2 separate regions of the Homo sapiens genome follow, and region 2 is linked to region 1. A link is a loop called in an ENCODE intact Hi-C map of the cell type or tissue named here. Cell type or tissue: PC-3. All regions are shown on one strand. Each heading gives the region's core, and the rest is flanking DNA. Links, peaks and the distances in the headings are about the cores only. Region 1 has its middle 10 kb from the start of TEX101. Region 2 has its middle 7.4 kb from the start of PRG1.

Region 1 (8,333 bases), core at 306-8,305:
TTTTTTTCTTTCCTCTTTCTCCTATTGCCCACTCCTTTCCCCACTTTAAATATTGAAGTCCCCAGGCCGGGTGTGGTGGCTCATGCTTGTAATCCCAGCACTTTGGGAGGTCGAGGCAGGTGGATCACCTGAGGTCGGAGTTCAAGACCAGCCTGGCCAACATGGTGAAACCCCGTCTCTACTAAAAATATAAAAAATTAGCTAGGCATGGTGGCGGATGCCTGTAATCCCAGCTACTCGGGAGGCTGAGGCAGGAGAACTGCTTGAACCTGGGAGGCAGAGGTTGCAGTGAGCCGAGATCATGCCACTGCACTCCAGCCTGGCAACAAAAGTGAAACTTTCTCTCAAAAAAAAAAAAAAAAAAAAAAAATTGAAGTTCCCAAATCCTCTTTGGAAAAAGCACAGATCACAGATGTTCCTGTGGTTTTGTGTTTCTTTTTCCTGGGCATGTCCTAAACCTTAGCAAAAGAAACTAAAATAATTAAGACTCACCTCAATCATTTTTTTTTTATTTATACCACTCTCCTGCAGTTTAAGCGCTACTCTAGCTAATTCCTTATCTTTGTCCTTAGGTAGCCAGTCCCCATTGTGTCAGTTTGCTAAATCTCCCTAAAGAGGAAGAAGAAGCACACGAAAATCAAATTTTAACTGAGGGCCAGGTGCAGTGGCCCACACCTATAGTGCCAGCACTTTGGGAGGCCAAGGCGAGTGGATTACTTGAGCTCAGGAGTTTGAGACCAGCCTGGGCAACATAGTGAAACCCCGTCTCTACAAAAAATACAAAAATTAACTGGGCATGGTAGTGTGTGCCTGTACATAGTCACAGCTATTTGGGAGGCTGAGACAAGAGGATGGCTTGACCCAGGGAGGTGGACAGTTTGCTGAGGTCACGCCACTGCACTCCTCCTCCCTAGATGATAGAGCATGACCCTGTCTCAGAGACAGAGAGAAAGAAAAAGGAAGAAAGGAAGAAAAAGAAAGAGAGAAAGAAAGGAAGGAAGGAAGGAAGGAAGGAAAGAAAGAAAGAGAAAGAAAGAAAGAAAAGAAAAGAGAGGAAAGAAAGAGAAAGAAAAGGAAGGAGTGACAATGCCAAATTCTGGAGAGGAATTGAGAAACTAGATCTCTCATATATTGCTGTAAGAATGTGAAATGGTGCACCCACTCTGGAAAATAGTTTGGCCATTTATTTAAAAACTAAACACACACTTACCATCTACCCAGCAGTCATACTGCTGAGCGTTCATCCACAAGAAATGGAAACTTAAGTCAACACAAAATCATGTATGTGCTTGTTCTTAGCAGCTTTATTTGTAATAGCCCAAAATGAAAACAACCAAAATGTCTTACAGTAGGTGAATGTTAAACTCCACAATAGAAAGAAACAAACTATTTATACACACAGAAACTTGGCTGGATCTCAATGGCATTATGCTGAGTGGAAAAAAGTCCATCTCAAAGGTCATATATGTACTATATGAATCCATGTATATAATATTCTTGAAATGGCAAAATCATAGCAATAGAGATGTATTTTATTTAACTGAATGGTATATCCAAAATATTACCATTAAACATGTAATCAATACAAATTTTAATGAGCTATCTTACATTCTTTTTTATACTAAGTCTTCAAAATGTGGTGTGTATTTCACAATCATGATACATCTTAATTTGGACTTGTTACATTTCAAGCATTCAGTATCCACATGTGGCTACTATATGATATAGTGGCTACTGTATTGTACAGCACAGATCTAAATAACATAAAATGCCTCTTCAAATGGATGGCTCTTTTTTATCGTGATGTTTATTTTATTATTGAGTTTTGAGTATGTTTCATATTTGCATATTACAAATGCAAATTCCTTAACAGGTATATCATTTTAAAATATTTTCTTCTACTCTGCCTTGTCCTTTTCTTCTCTTAGTGTCTTTCACAGAGCACGGTTTTTTTTGTTTGTTTGTTTGTTTTTGAGACGGAGTCTAGCTCTGTCGCCCAGGCTGGAGTGCAGTGGCGCGATCTCGGCTCACTGCAACCCTCACCTCCCGGGTTCAAGCAGTTCTCCTCCCTCTGCCTCCTGAGTAGCTGGGACTACAGGCTTACACTGCCATACCAGGCTAATTTTTTGTATTTTAGTAGAGATGGGGTTTCACTGTGTTGTCCAGGCTGGTCTCGAACTCCTGAGCTCAGGCAATCCACCTGCCTTGGCCTCCCAAAGTGCTGGGATTATAGGCATGAGCCACCGCACCCAGCAGAGCATGGGTTTTTAATTTAATGAAGTCCAATTTATCAACTTTATGAAATATGCTTTTAGTATTATATATTATACATTAGCCAAGTTTGTTATTGCTTGTTTGTTTGTTGTTGTTGTTGTCACTGCTATTCTAAGTCGTTTGCATTTCCAAATGAATTTTAGAATCATCTTGTCAATTACTACAAAAATCCTGCAAGGATTTTGATTGGGATTGTTTGAGGAGAATTGACATCTTAACGTTAAGGAAACAGGAGCATAGGAGAGCCAGGGTGACACCATTTTAAAATCAACCCTGTCGTAAAACTAGCAAGGTACGCTCTTTGCCAATCACAACCCACGGTCATAAGATGTTTACAGCTAAAGAAGCAGTTTATTAATGCCTGCAAGGACAAACTCCTGTGACAGAAGAATGTCCAGATGTCCCAATATCACATAACAATATATACTTTCAAGACAGAGTCATGCTTTGGTGTACTTATGCACTAAAATGCCAAGAATAACTTTTATTTATTTATTTATTTATTTATTTATTTATTATTTTTGGAGATGGGGTCTCGCTCTGTCACCCAGGCTGGAGCGCAGTGACATGATCTCAGTTCACTGCAACTTCTGCCTCCCCGGCTCAAGCAATCCTCCCACCTCCCACCCCCACCCTCCAGTAGCTGGGACTACAGGCGAGAGCCACCACACCTCACTAATTTTTGTATTTTTTTTGTAGAGACAGGACCGCACCGTGTTGCCCAGGCTGGTCTCAAACTCCTGGGCTCAAGCGATCCTCCCACCTTGGCCTCCCAAAGTGCTGGGATTACAAGCATGGTCCACTGCACCTGGCAGATAACTTTCCTTAAATCAGCAAAATAATAAATTTTGTCATGCTGTCAGCCCACTCACACATAGACATAACTTAGCTTAGCTTTTATATAGATAAGACCCCTGTATAAGAAGAGTTTTTAAAAAAGGACAATGCGGCCGGGTGCGGTGGCTCACGCCTGTAATCCCAGCACTTTAGGAGACTGAGGCGGGCAGACCACGTGAGGTCAGAAGTTCAAGACCAGCCTGACCAACATGGAGAAACCCGGTCTCTACTAAAAATACAAAATCAGCCGGGCGTGGTGGCGCATGCCTATAATCCCAGCTACTCGAGAGGCTGAGGCAGGAGAATCGCTTGAATCTGGGAGGCAGAGTTTGTGGTAAGCCGAGATCGCGCCATTGCACTCCAGCCTGGGCAACAAGAGTGAAACTCTGTCTCAAAAAATAATAATAATAATTTTTAAAAAGACAGCGCATTCTTTCTCTTGCTTTCTGAGGCAACCCTACTGTGTAACTAATGAGCAACTCTGTTGCCACCGCACTCTGTGACTCACCTTGAATTCTTTCTTGCATAAGATCCAAAAATCCTCTCTTGGAGTCTGGATCAAGACCCCTTTTTCCAGCGACATTAATAATACTGTGTCTTCTTCCCCATTCATACCATATATCTTTTCATTTATTTCACAACAGTGCTGAAATAAATGAAAAGATATATGCTATGAATGGGGAAGAAGACACAGTATTATTTCACAGTGTGAAATTTCCTTCAGCATTGTTGTGCTGTTTCCAGTATACAGGTGTTGGCAGGGATATAGAAAAACTGGAATGCATATATTATGGGTGGGCACCTGCATGAGATCCCAAGAAACAGCAACTAGGCCAGGGTGACTGGAGCAGAGGAAATGAGGAAGAGCATCTTAGGAGATGTGGTCAGAGGTAACGGGAATACAGATCTCAGGGAGCTCATAGGCAACTGCACTGACTCTGGCTTTTATGCCAGGTGAATTTGGAAGTTGTTAGAGAGTTTAGATCAGGCTAGGTGTGGTGGCTCATGCCTGTAATCAATCCTAGCACTCTGGGAGGCCAGAGTGGGAGGATAGCTTGTGTCCAGGAGTTTGAGACCAGCCTAGGCAACATAGCAAGATCCTCATTTCTACAAAAAATTTTTAAAAATTAGCTGGGCATGATGGCATGCACCTTTGGTCCCAGCTGCTGAGGAGGCTGAGGCAGGAGGACTGCTTGAGCCTGGGAGGTTGAGGCTGAAGTAAGCTTTGATCCCACCACTGCACTCTGCCTGGGTGACAGAGTGAGACTCTGTTTAAAAAATAAAGAAAGACAGAGAGATTGAGGGAGGGGAGAGAGAGAGAAAGGAAGGGAGGAAGGGAGGAAGGAAGGAAGGAAAGAAGGAAGGGAGAGAGGGAGGGGGCAGTGCAGAGGGAGGGAGGGGAAAAGAAAGAGAAGAGAAGAGAAAAGGAAAAGAAAAGAAAGAAGAAAAAGTTAGTTTATGTCAGGGTGTGATACGATGTTTTGACTTCTCTTGTCTAAGGAGCCCTCTAGCTGCTATGTTGAGAATAGTCTGGAGGAAGACAAAATTGGCAGTGGGAGACCCACTAAATTGCTGTTTGCCACGTTTTTAAAAGCTGAATAGCTTAGATCAGTAGTTTAGGAGATCGACAAGACTTGTTTTCTGGTCACAACGCTGCTGACTAAAACAGGATTTAGTCCAGACAGGATAAAGTGAAGAAACTGGACAAAACCAGCAGATGACAGCAAAAGTGACCCTAGCTGCCCTCATTGCTCATTAGCTCAAGACACTGCCCCCAGCACCATGACAGTTTATAAACGCCATAGCAACGACCCAGAAGTTACCACCCATTTCTATGGCAATGATCTGGAAGTTGCTGCCCTTTTCCTGGAAACTTGTTAAATAACTCACTCCTTAATTTGCATTAATCCACACCTTAATTTGCATGTAATTGAAGTGGCTATAAGAGAATATAAATGTAGTTGCCAAGGGTTCACAGGTTGCCAACTCTGGGCACACTGCCAATGAGTTATCCCTGCTCAGCAAGGAGCAGTACCATTCAATAAAAGATTACTGCCTAATACCCGGGGCTCGCCCTTGAATTCTTTCCCGGTCAAAGCCAAGAACCCTCCCAGCCTAAGCATCATGTTGGGGGCCTGTCCATCCTGCATCAGTTTTTTTGTTTTGTTTTTGTTGCTGTTGTTGTTTGTTTTTGTTTTGTTTTGTTTTGAGACAGGGTCTTGCTCTGTCACCCAGGCTGGAGTGCAGCGGCACAAACGCAGCTCACTGTAGCCTCTACTTTCTGGGCTCAAGTGATCCTCCCATCTCAGGCTCCTGGGTAGCTGGGCCTCCAGGCACGCACCACCAGAGCTGGCTAATTTTTTTTTTAATTTCGTAGAAACAGAGTCTCACCATGTTACTCAGGCTGTGCTCAAACTTCTGGGCTTAAGCGATCCTCCCACCTGGGCCTCCCAAATTTCTGGGATTACAGGTGTGAGCCACTGCACTCAGCGTGCATCAGTTCTAACTACCAAATTGAAAGGAACTTAGAGGAGAAAAGAGCATGTTAAATGCCTGTGGGGATGGAACTAGCAAAATCCAGATTATGGAAGCTGCAAGACAATGACCTAACTTTGTCAAAACATAAATTTGAGAGAAGAAGAAAAAAAAGTAAGGGAAGCTATAGTTTAAGAGGAACTTAAACACACAAAATCAAATGCAATTTGTGGACCTTGCTTGGATCCTGGCTTGAATAATCAGATATAAAATAATACTTTTCTGATACAGCTAAGAAAATGCATTCATTGATTATTTAATGAGGTAGGTATCTTAAATTCTATTAGATATGAGAACTGAGATCATGTATTTCAACATGACTTACCTGTTTGTTTGACTTTCAAAAAAGCCTTGCCTGGAAGGATAAGACTGTAAAACAATAAAGAACTCATTGTTTGCTTCAGGAAAATAAAAAAAAAAAAAAATTTATCTAGGCAAACAATTTGCTCACCTGGGCATATAGCTCTCCTCTCAACACATGGCTCAACTGGGCAAAAAGCTCACTTATCAGACAATAGTTTGCTTCTCAAGACTTCTCTCAAGACCTCCATTCTGTTGTGTTCACCAATTCTAAACTATCGTCTCATACTTTTTATCCAATTTTATTTTATTTTATTTTATTTTACTTTATTTTATTTTATTTTATTTTATTTTATTTTATTTTATTTTATTTTGAGATAGTGTCTCGCTCTGTCGCCCAGGCTGGAGTGCAGTGGCATGATCTCGGCTCACTGCAACCTCCGCCTCCTAGGTTCTTTCCTGACCTCAGGTGACCCGCCTGCCTCAGCCTCCCAAAGTGCTGGGATTACAGGCGTGAGCCACCGCACCCAGCCCTTTGCCCAATTTTAGTCAGTTCCTTGCTTTAAAGAATTACCTCAAATACCCTTACATCATTTTCCCCTTTGTGACACTGTTGAGACACCACCGAACTTTGTTCTCCCTTGCTGCAATTGGCCTTATAAACTCTTACTTTGCGTGATCAATGGGTTTCTCTGGTAGTCTTTGCAAGAAAGTCAACCATTAATAGATACGCTGATTTCATGACATGTTTATTTTAATTTTTTTATTTTCTTGTAACTTTATCGTCACAGAATGTGGCATATTTATTTTTTAAAAGGGAGAGGCTCAGCGGATCCAGTGGCTCATGCCTGTAATCCCAGCACTTTGGGAGGCCGAGGCCGGTGGATCACTTGAGGTCAGGAGTTCAAGACCAGCCTGGCCAACATGGCGAAACCCCATCTCCACTAAAAATACAAAAATTAGCCAGGCGTGGTGACGCATGCCTGAAATCCCAGCTACTCAGGAAGCTGAGGCAGTAGAATTGCTTGAACCCGGGAGGCAGAGGTTATAGTGAGCTGAGATTGCACCATTGCACTCCAGCCTGGGGAACAGAGCAAGACTGCATCTCAAAAAAAAAAAAAAAAGGTTGGGGGAGGCTTATCTTTTTAAAACTATATATACAGAATGGCTGGGCATGGTGGCTCACATCTGTGTTCCCAGCATTTTCGGAGGCCAAGGCAGGCGAATCACTTGAGGTCAGGAATTCAAGACCAGCCTGACAAACATGGTGAAACCCCGTCTCTACTAAAAATACAAAACTTAGCCAGGTGTGGTGATGGGTGCCTATAATCCCAGCTACTCAGAAGGCTGAGGCAGGAGAATCGCTTGAACTTGAGAGGTGGAGGTTGCAGTGAGCCAAGATGGCACCATTGCACTCCAGTTTGGGCAACAGAGTGAGATTCCATCTCAAAAAAAAAAAGAATATACATATATATATATATATATAAAATCTCTACACACACACACAATACACACACAGACACACACACACACACAGAGAAGGATTTACAAATAAAATGAAATAATGTCTGAGATTTACTTCAATACAATATGGAATAGAGAGTAGGGAGAGGCATAGATGAAGTGAAACTGGTCATCATTTCGAGGCAATCATTATTGAAGCTGGTTGACAGCTACATGGGGTTCACTATAAGACTTTTGTCTGGCCAGACGTCGTGGCTCACGCCTGTAATCCCAGCACTTTAGGAGGCCGAGGTGGGTGGATTGCCTGAGGTCAGGAGTTTGAGACAAGTCTGACCTACATGGTGAAACCCAGTTTCTAATTTAAAAAATTACAAAAAAATTAGCCAGGCCTGGTGGCAGGCGCCTGTAATCCCAGCTACTCCAGAGGCTGAGGCAGGAGAATCGCTTGGGCTCGGGAGGCAGAGGTTGCAGTGAGTCAAGATCACGCCACTGCAATCCAGCCTGGGCAATGAGAGTGAAACTCCTTCTCAAAAAAAAAAAAGCTTTTTATCTACTTAGATATATTTCTGAAACAGTCCATAATAAATGAGTTTTATGTGTGCTACTCAGACCACAACATTGGAGTTATTCTTGATCTCCCTCTCCTATCCCATATCCAATCCTTTAGCATATCCTGTTGATTCTGCCTTTAAAATACCTCTAGAATCTGACCATGTCTCATAACCTCCGCTGCTTCTTCTCCAGTCCAAGCTGCCACCATTTCTCACCTTGATTATTGCAACAGCCAAGAGTCTCTATGCTTTGACCTTTCCCTTCCCACAATCCCATTCTCTTCTCGACTTAGCAGCCACAGTGATCCTTTTTTAAAGTAAGCCTAAACCCTGTCTCTTAGCCAGGCATGGTGGTGCACACTTGTAGTCCCA
Region 2 (8,333 bases), core at 131-8,130, 84 kb before region 1:
AGGTGGGCCAGTTTGCCCCTCATTCAGACCCCTAAATACCTAAATATCTCTCCACTTGGCGCTGGTGGAATGTGTCAGGATCCCATCTCTGGCTGATGGAAGTCTGTGAGGAGGCTGTGGGCTCTGCATCTGACCTGAGCTCCAAGTCTGCAGGGCAGGCCCTGGGGAAGGGGAGATGGATGGAAAGTGGGGAGTAAGGACAAGCCAGGAGCCCACACAAGGTGGAAGGTTTCGGGACCCACAGAACCTGCCTCTATTCTTGCTGCCTCATCTTGGTGGTGCAGGGGACCTGCAGGAGTGACCTTTGTCACAGAGGTCAACGCACACCTGGCTCAGGAGGTGGAGAAACTGAAGGAGGATTGGGGTAAAGGTGGAGCAGTTTCAGGTCCTGCTGCTGCTCCAGGCTGACCAGCCGAGCTAGCAGATGAGCAACACCTGGACCTGAGCCACGGAAGCTCCTGCCTGGATTTCCCCAGCATGAAATGCACAACGGCGGCTGCTTTGGGCAGGTGTGTCCCGCTCCCACCCTAACAGGAACCTACAGGGAAGAGAGTTCTGAGAGGTGTCGTTCAGCCTAGCCACAGTCATTGTCACCACACCCTCTTATGGGCCTGAGCACCCTTTTCTGTCTGCCCTTCCTGGGAATGAGAAGTCCCTGAGAGCGGGGATGGGTCTCATTCATTTTGGGGTCTTAGTATCATTCAGCATAGGGCTTGGCACAGAGCAGGAGCTCAGGGAGTGCACAGTGAATTAATGAATGATTCTTAAAGAGCCCCTACATTTAAGTAAGAAATCCATCCATTGAATAAGAAATCCATCCATCACAGGTTCTTCCTGTGTCCACCTGGGTGGGGAAAGATGGACTCATCAGTGGCCTGAAAGGGATCAAGTTAAGTCACCCCAAAATGTACCACGTTGGTATAAGGATTGTTTTGAGCTGAAGGCCATTGAGAATCAACAGATGCTGGAAGAGCACTGCCCTCTCCTTATCTACCTAGAAGCAGGGCATATATTTCCTTTTGGGAAGGTGTTTCCTCCCCAGACCATTAAGAAAAGCAACTCATCCTGGAGATGGCGAGTCCACACTGAGATGAGTATGCATAGACCGACCTCACTAACAGAACCTGCATCTCCATCAGTGCCCCAGGTATTTCCGGGTCACTGTCCCATGATGTATCACCCTTTGAAGAACAAGCCCCTTTCCTTTGTTAAAATGGTATATAAGCCCCACAAGTCTAGCCGTTTCATTTTTTCTTTTCTGTGAACTCCCATGCATGTAATAAAAATTCTCTGCCCTTTCTGTTGTTAATTGGTCTTTTGTTAGTTTAATTCACAGGCCTCCAGATACTGAACCTAAGTGGATAGAGGAAAAGCATTCCCTCCCTGAAAGGCAGTTTTCCAGACTAACAAACAAATGTCATAAGTATGTACATCTTCCAGAAAACGGAGTTGTCTAGTTACATAGTATGCCCTGGGCAATGGATTAATACATGTAACTTAGGCAATTCATCTGAATTTCAGATTTTTGAAGGCTAAGAGCTACCTTCACAGGACCAAGTGATGGTCTCTGGAGTCTGGGTGTTTTACAGAGCTCCATTGATAGAAATAATCTTTGCAAGAACATTGTAGGATGATGAATAGGATCTGCTTATATCTCAAGTTGTCTGGGAAGCGGGGACATTTGCTCCTTCTTATCTTGCTGGGATTTCTGTCACCAGCAGTTGGAAGGGACTCCAGTTTTAAGACAAAGGTTTACAGTTTCTTTGGCACCAAGAGCAAAAGAAGCATAAAACTAGGCAGAAAGGGGTATAATATTATCATGTTGAGAAAAGGAATATGGAAAATGTAACCTTTTGCATCTCCTGAGTTAATGAATCTATACTCTGAGAAGGGCAGAAATGAGAACCACCTCCCCATCTCTGCAATAAATTCCCTAGAAGGTTTGGATTTTAGCCAAGAAGTTTCTGCTTTCCTGGAGAATGTCTCTCAATTCAAACTCTAAACCCCAAAGCCAGAAAAGGCAAACGTTACCTTGTCTGGGCTTTAATCCAAGTTTTCAGTGGCTGGAAACACGGTTACACTCCTGGAGACAAGGTGGCCTTGGACACCCAGGAAGAGCCCTGCTCCCGGGCACACCTGGCCCTGGAGCCAGACCACCTGGGTTTGAACCCCAGCTCTGCACCTTACCAGCAGAGCTTCCTGTCTGGAAAGTGGAGATGATCGTGATATCACTGACCTCAGACTGTGGTTGTCTCAATTAAATTAACAATCCATGTTATGAGTGTACAAGTATCGGGCACAGAGCATTGACTCAATTAATACTGATCTGTAATGAATGGGGATTCATGCCAAGTGCTGATGATGTGCATGACATTAGTGCTGACTGCTGTAAGTACTGGAAGCCGTCATGATAATGAACAGTGACTTTCATCACAGTTCATGGGGTCCTTTGTGAAACATGAGGGGGCATTAAGCAGAAACAGCCAGCCCAGCCCTCTCCACCACCCTTTGAGGAGGTGTATCTATGCCTGGTTTACAGTGTGGAAACTGAGGCTCAGAGACGGGGACTGGATTGTGCACGGTCACCCAGTCATGAAGGCCAAGAAATGATGGATGGGATGCAGGCTGTGTGCTCAGCCCCCTCCCTGTGGAGCAGCTCAGGGGCGTGGGGCATCCAGTCGCCCTGAAGATGCTGCTCTTGTCTGTCTGCCTCTCTCTCTTTCCACCACACTAGGTCTCTGTTTCTGGCTCTGTCTCCTCTTCACTGTGTGTCTGTGGTTCACTTTGTGTCTTTTCATCTCTGTGTCTCCCTGTCTGTCTCTGTCTTTGTCTCTCTACCAATGGGTACCTTCTGTCTTTCCTTCCTTCTTTTCTTTTCTTTTCTCTTCTCTTCCTTTCTTCCTTCCTTCCTTTCTTCCTTCCTTTCTTCCTTCCTTCCTTCCTTTCTTTTCTTTCCAGAGTCTCACTCTATCACCCAGGCTGGAGTGCAGTGTCATGATCTTGGCTCACTGCAACCTCTGCCTCCTGGGTTCAAGTGACTCTCCTGCCTCAGCCTCCTGAGTAGCTGGGATTACAGGTGTGTGCCACCACATCCGGCTAATTTTTGTATTTTTAGTAGAGACAGGGTTTCACCATGTTGGCCAGGCTAGTGTCAAACTCCTAATCTCAAATGATCCGCCCGTCTCAGCCTCCCAAAGTGCTGGGATTACAGGTGTGAGCCACCACTCCAGCCTCTTCTTTCTGTTTCTGTGTATTTATGAGTGTCCTTCCTCCTGCACACTGTCTGTCTCTCACTCTGTATCTCTCCAGCTCTGTCCGTCTCTTTTTCTGGGTCTCTTTCCCTCTGTGTCTCTCTGTGCCTCCCTCTTTGTCTCTGTTCTGATTTTGTGTGGCCCCATCAGCTTGACTATGGTGGTGTCTCCATGTCCCTCCTCCTCCTCTCAGATGCTCTTTTGGTTCTGTGTTTTCCTTCTGTCTCTGTGTCCCTGTGGGGGTCTCAGGACCAGGACGAGGGTGAAGTAAGTGAGGTGTCTCTGCTGCAAAATCTAAGGAGACACCCAAATCCAGGGTTGCACAAGTGACCCCTTAATTTTTAGTCCTAGGCCCTTTCTCTCTCCCCTCACTCTCTCTCTTTTCTGGATTACAACACCATTGATTTTTAATCAAGAATCCACAAGCCTGGGTCCTCTCTTGTCTCACCCTAGTCCTGCCCTGCATCTCTCTATGGCTCACCTTCTACTTCTCCGGCTCTGGCTCTTGAGTTCTCCCTCTCTCCGTGCCTCTCCTCTCCCTCCATCTCTCTATGTTAGTGTCTCTGTCCCCTTCACTCTCTGTCTCTCTCTGTATCTCCCCTCTCCACCCCCGTATTTCTCTGACTCTGTCTCTCTCTGGGTCTTTATCATTTTCTCTTTCTCTCTCCATCCCTGCCCCAACTCTCTCTGTGTGTTTCCCAGTCTCTCTGTTTTCCCCTAAGCCAGGGGCTTCATGTTGTCCATCTGTATTGAGGTCTTGGGTGGCCAGCAGGGTTCTCTGCTTAGTGGGGGCTTCCCCTCAGTGCTTTCCATATGCTGTCCAGACTGGGGGTGCTGCAGCTAGAAAGGGAAGAAGGTTTCCATATTTCCTGAGACTGGAGTCACATCCTGTCACCAATGCACTCACCTGCTGACTAACCAGTGTACTTCTGGGAATTGCAAATGCATGAAATGGCACCCATTCTAGACTAGTCACGGCAGTGTTGGTGATGGTCACAGACCGGGAACGACCCTGACGTTTATCCATAGAGAACTGGGTCATGAGCCATGATCCACATCATGGATACTGGTCAGCTGTGGCAAAGAATGAGGTATCCTTCTGTCTGTGCACTGGGGAAGGTTTCCAAGATACACCGCACAGTGAGAAAAACAAGAAGCAGAACAGTGCACGGTGTGCTACCTCTTACATTACAAAGGAGGAAATGTAAAATTAATTTACAAATGGCCAATAAGCACATGAAAACATGCTCAACATCACTAATCATTAGGAAAATAAAAATCACAACTACAGTGAGATACCACCTTACATCCATTACGATGGTTGTTCTCAAAAAAAAAGAAAAACAGAAAAGAACAAGTGTTGGCGAGGAGAAATTGGAACGCTTGTGTAGTGTTTGTGGGTATGTGATATGGCGCAACCACTGTGGTCATTTCTCAAAAAATTAATCATAGACTTACCACAAGATGCAGCAATTCGGCTTCTGGTGTATTCCAAAAAGAACGGAAAGCAGGGGCCCCAGCAGATATTTGCACGTCTTTGTTCATAGCAGCATTATTCACAATAGCTAAAAGTTGGAAACAAGCCCAGTGTCCATCCGTCCGTGAATGAATAAACAAAACGTGGTCTATATGTACAAATGAATGGAATTCAGCCATAACAAGAAGGGTGGTTCTGATGGTGCTTCAACATGAATGAGCCTTGAGTTCTTTCTGCTAAGTGAAATAATCAGACTCAAAAAGACAAATTTGCATGATTCCACTTAACAGAGGTGCCTAACGTCATGAAATGCATAGACAGAAAATGAAAAGGTGGTTGTCAGTGGCTGGAGGGAGGGGGAAAGAGGAGTTGGTGTTTAATGGGCACAGAATTCCAGTTGGGGAATATGAAAAAGTTCTGGGTGGGGATGGACAGTGGTGGTGGTTGAACAACAACCTAAATGTACTTCCTGCCCCTGGATATACACTTAAAAGTGGTTAAAATGGGCTGGGCAAGGTGGCTCACGTCTAGTCCCAGTACTTTGGGAGGTTGTGGCGGGCGGATCACGAGGTCAGGAGATCGAGACCATCCTGGCTAACATGACAAAATACCCTCTCTATCTCTACTAAAAATACAAAAAATTAGCCGGGCGTGGTGGCATGCACCTGTAGTCCCAGCTACTCAGGAGGTTGAAGCACAAGAATCGGTTGAACCTGGGAGGTGAAGGTTGCAGTGAGCCAAGATCGTGCCATTGCATTCCAGCCTGGGTGACAGAACAAGACCCCTTCTCAAAAAAAAAAAAAAAGAAAGAAAGAAAGAAAAGAAAAGAAAAGAAAAGAAAAGAAAAGAAAAAAAGTGGTTAAAATGGTGAATTCTATGTTATATATATTTTACCATAATTTACAATAATTCCTATTGTTTTGCATAAAACAGCTGTAGAAAGCTTTGCAGGTCATGAACAGCACAGCTGGCCACTGGGGCTGGTGTGGGGCTAGGACCTGGGTGCACAGGGAACAGGTATGAGACACAGGCTCTTCATGCCTGCACACACATATGGATACACAAGGATGCAAATTTCTGAGCCATCTAAATACAACACCTATTCAAAAAATCAAACAGAAAAAGGAAATGAATGGAGCTGAAGGATGAGGGCAGGTGGGGCGGCTGCTCGGGAGGACTCTGGAGACCACTTCACCCAACATTCGAGGCCTCTCTTAGCAGCTGGAGCTCATCCGGGGGACTTAGGAGCTCTGGAAAGAGGAACAGGAGAGGGCCATGGCCGGAGGAGGCCTGAAAAAGATCATCTCTGCCACAGAGAAGATGCTGGCTCGGATACTGGTGTCCCCCGTGGAGGCAGGGAGACCCAGGGAGACAACTGTATTCATTCAAGGAGGAATGGGTGGTGGTGCAAACTTGGGTGGAGGCCACAGGGTGCAGAAGACAGGACACAGCAGAGATAGATGTAGGACATGGAAGGGACAGAAAGGAGTGATCACTGGACGTAAAGGGGCAAGGAAAGTGGAAGCATGAGAACATCTGCTGGGCATCCGGCTGAGAGGTTGGGTGTCCAGGGTGCCCTTCCCTGAGGGAGAACCCAGGACAGGAGCAGATTCAGAGAAAACCACCCAGCTCACTCCAGCAAGAAGCAGAAAAGGGACTGGTTAAAGGACAGGGTAGGAAGGTCACCAAGCTCCAAGGGCCCTCATGAAGCCAGCTTGGAGGCCACAGGGCCCAGGGCAAGGACCAAACCACAGGCACAGGACAGCTCCGGTCAAGATCTTCTGGCCACTGCAGGAGGCAGAAACCACACCCTGCACCCTGCACTGCTGAGGCTGGCCCTGGAGTCCAGAAGCTTCTACACCAGAAGCTTCTGTCCCCCATCCCCACTCAAAAAATTAAAAACAAAAAGCAAATCGGTGCCATGCACCCTCTGCTTCCTGGTGCTGTTCGGGATCCTGAGTCTTTCACGGGGGCACCTGATGGGGAAAGCCTGGACCCGTGTCTGTGTCCCTCCTGCAAGGAGTGCTGGGAAAATGAACTTTCCAGCTTCCTCCTTGGGAAGACAGAACATTCCCCATGTGTACTGGTGGCATTTAAAAACTGCACGGCAGCCAGAGAACATGGACCGTGTTCCACCAGGAGAGTTCCTGGAGGGATGTCCCGGTGCAGACGCCCGTCCCAAGGTGGGTATTTGAGCTGAGGAACTGAGAAGCCGGTTTCTGCCTAGAGTTAGAGATCCGACAGGCATCAGCACATGGAAGGGAGGGAAGCTACGATGCATCGAGGGTGGGAGATCAGATGAACCAGGAGAGGCAGGGCCCGGGAGGAACCCCGGGGAGCAGCCGCCTTTAAAGCCTGGGGGAAGTAGCTTCAGAGAAGGTGAGGTAGGTTGGGTGGGGGTTGCTGGAAAAAGATAATTAAGAAACAAATTTCTGCTCAGCCCAGAAACCCCCGTCATATCCGTAGAAGCAAAAGAAACCTGTCTTATGACTGAGTAAGCATTAAGCCAAAATGTGATGCAATCTGCTAAGAGATGACAAAGACAGAAAGAAATCCCACCTTTGTATCCAGCCAAGCAGGTGCAACCCGTTACACACGTGGTCTCCAGATAGACGGTGACTAGTTCCCAGTTGAGAGGACTCAACGGCACCATTTGTCACACATAGTTCATCCTAAATTCACCCAGTAACTGTGTTGATTCTCTGTGTGGTTAATTGGCTTTATCCACAGGAAAAACAAACCTCTCTTATCTATGACAGGAGGTAGTTTTGCAACTGGGAGTGAGATGCCCCCAGAACTGAGGTTCCTTCCTTCTCACAGAAACTGGGAGACAGGGGCGCTTTCTGCCCGGATGCCTGCCTTTCAAAGAGAGGGCTCCTATGGCCTTGAGGAGGACAGTTCTGGGTTGTGAGGCAGGCAAGATGCTTATGTATGCTTTAGAAAGCTTTACATACATCTTCAAGGGACAGAGAAAGAATTTTCAATTACACCTCTTCTAAAAAATAAATGCTCTCAAAGTCCAGCCTGGGCAACATAGCAAGATCCAATCTCCACACACACAATAATAATAATCAATTTGCTGGGCACAGTGGGATGTGCGTGTAGTCCCAGCTACTCAGGAGGCTAAGGAGGAAGGATCACCTGAGCCCAGGAGGTTAAGGCTGCAGTAAGCTTGGATGGCACCACTGCACTCCAGCCTGGGTGACAGAGGGAGACTCTATCAATGAATGAATGAATGAATGAATGAATGAATGAAGAGAAAATGATCTGAGTGAAAAGAGGAGAGTCTCTTTATCTTTTTGCAACAGGCTAAACAAAATTTTTAAAAATGTATATTTGCCTCACAGAGATTATTCCAGGAAAAGAAGTGGCCCTCAGTGTCAAAGGATGCAAAACTAACCTGTGAGTTCCTGGCAGGTTTAGCAATAAAGCAGGATGTTGCTGATCTCAGTACAAGCAATGTTAGAGAAAGGGGAAGATGGAAGTGGACATGGACGAGTGAGTGGCAGGTGACAAATGGAAGCAAAGAAACGTATCCAGACCACTGAAGATGCTTGACCGAGAAAAAAGAGGCGGTGGAGGGAATGGAAGCCCAAGGAAGTCAT

Evidence for each region. Peaks named below come from ENCODE experiments on the same cell type or tissue, not always from the same donor. Only the 100,000 strongest peaks of a DNase experiment are listed, where the experiment ranks them.
Region 2: a loop joins it to region 1, with 7 times the contacts of the local background. A loop is called at or near these places in 2 of 110 quality-filtered maps.

What each region holds. Positions count from the first base shown.
Region 1 is chr19:43,421,204-43,429,536 of GRCh38, forward strand. No RefSeq gene overlaps it. Among named protein-coding and RNA genes, the nearest start is that of TEX101, 10 kb to the left of the region's middle. In PC-3, for the core only: CTCF peaks have their summits at 4,618 and 4,635; a DNase peak (open chromatin) is centred at 3,608; H3K4me3 peaks cover 627 bases; H3K27ac peaks cover 855 bases.
Region 2 is chr19:43,337,464-43,345,796 of GRCh38, forward strand. No RefSeq gene overlaps it. Among named protein-coding and RNA genes, the nearest start is that of PRG1, 7.4 kb to the right of the region's middle. RefSeq lists a silencer at 5,987-6,176. In PC-3, for the core only: no CTCF peak of the experiment used is centred there; DNase peaks (open chromatin) are centred at 4,838 and 7,239; H3K27ac peaks cover 1,282 bases.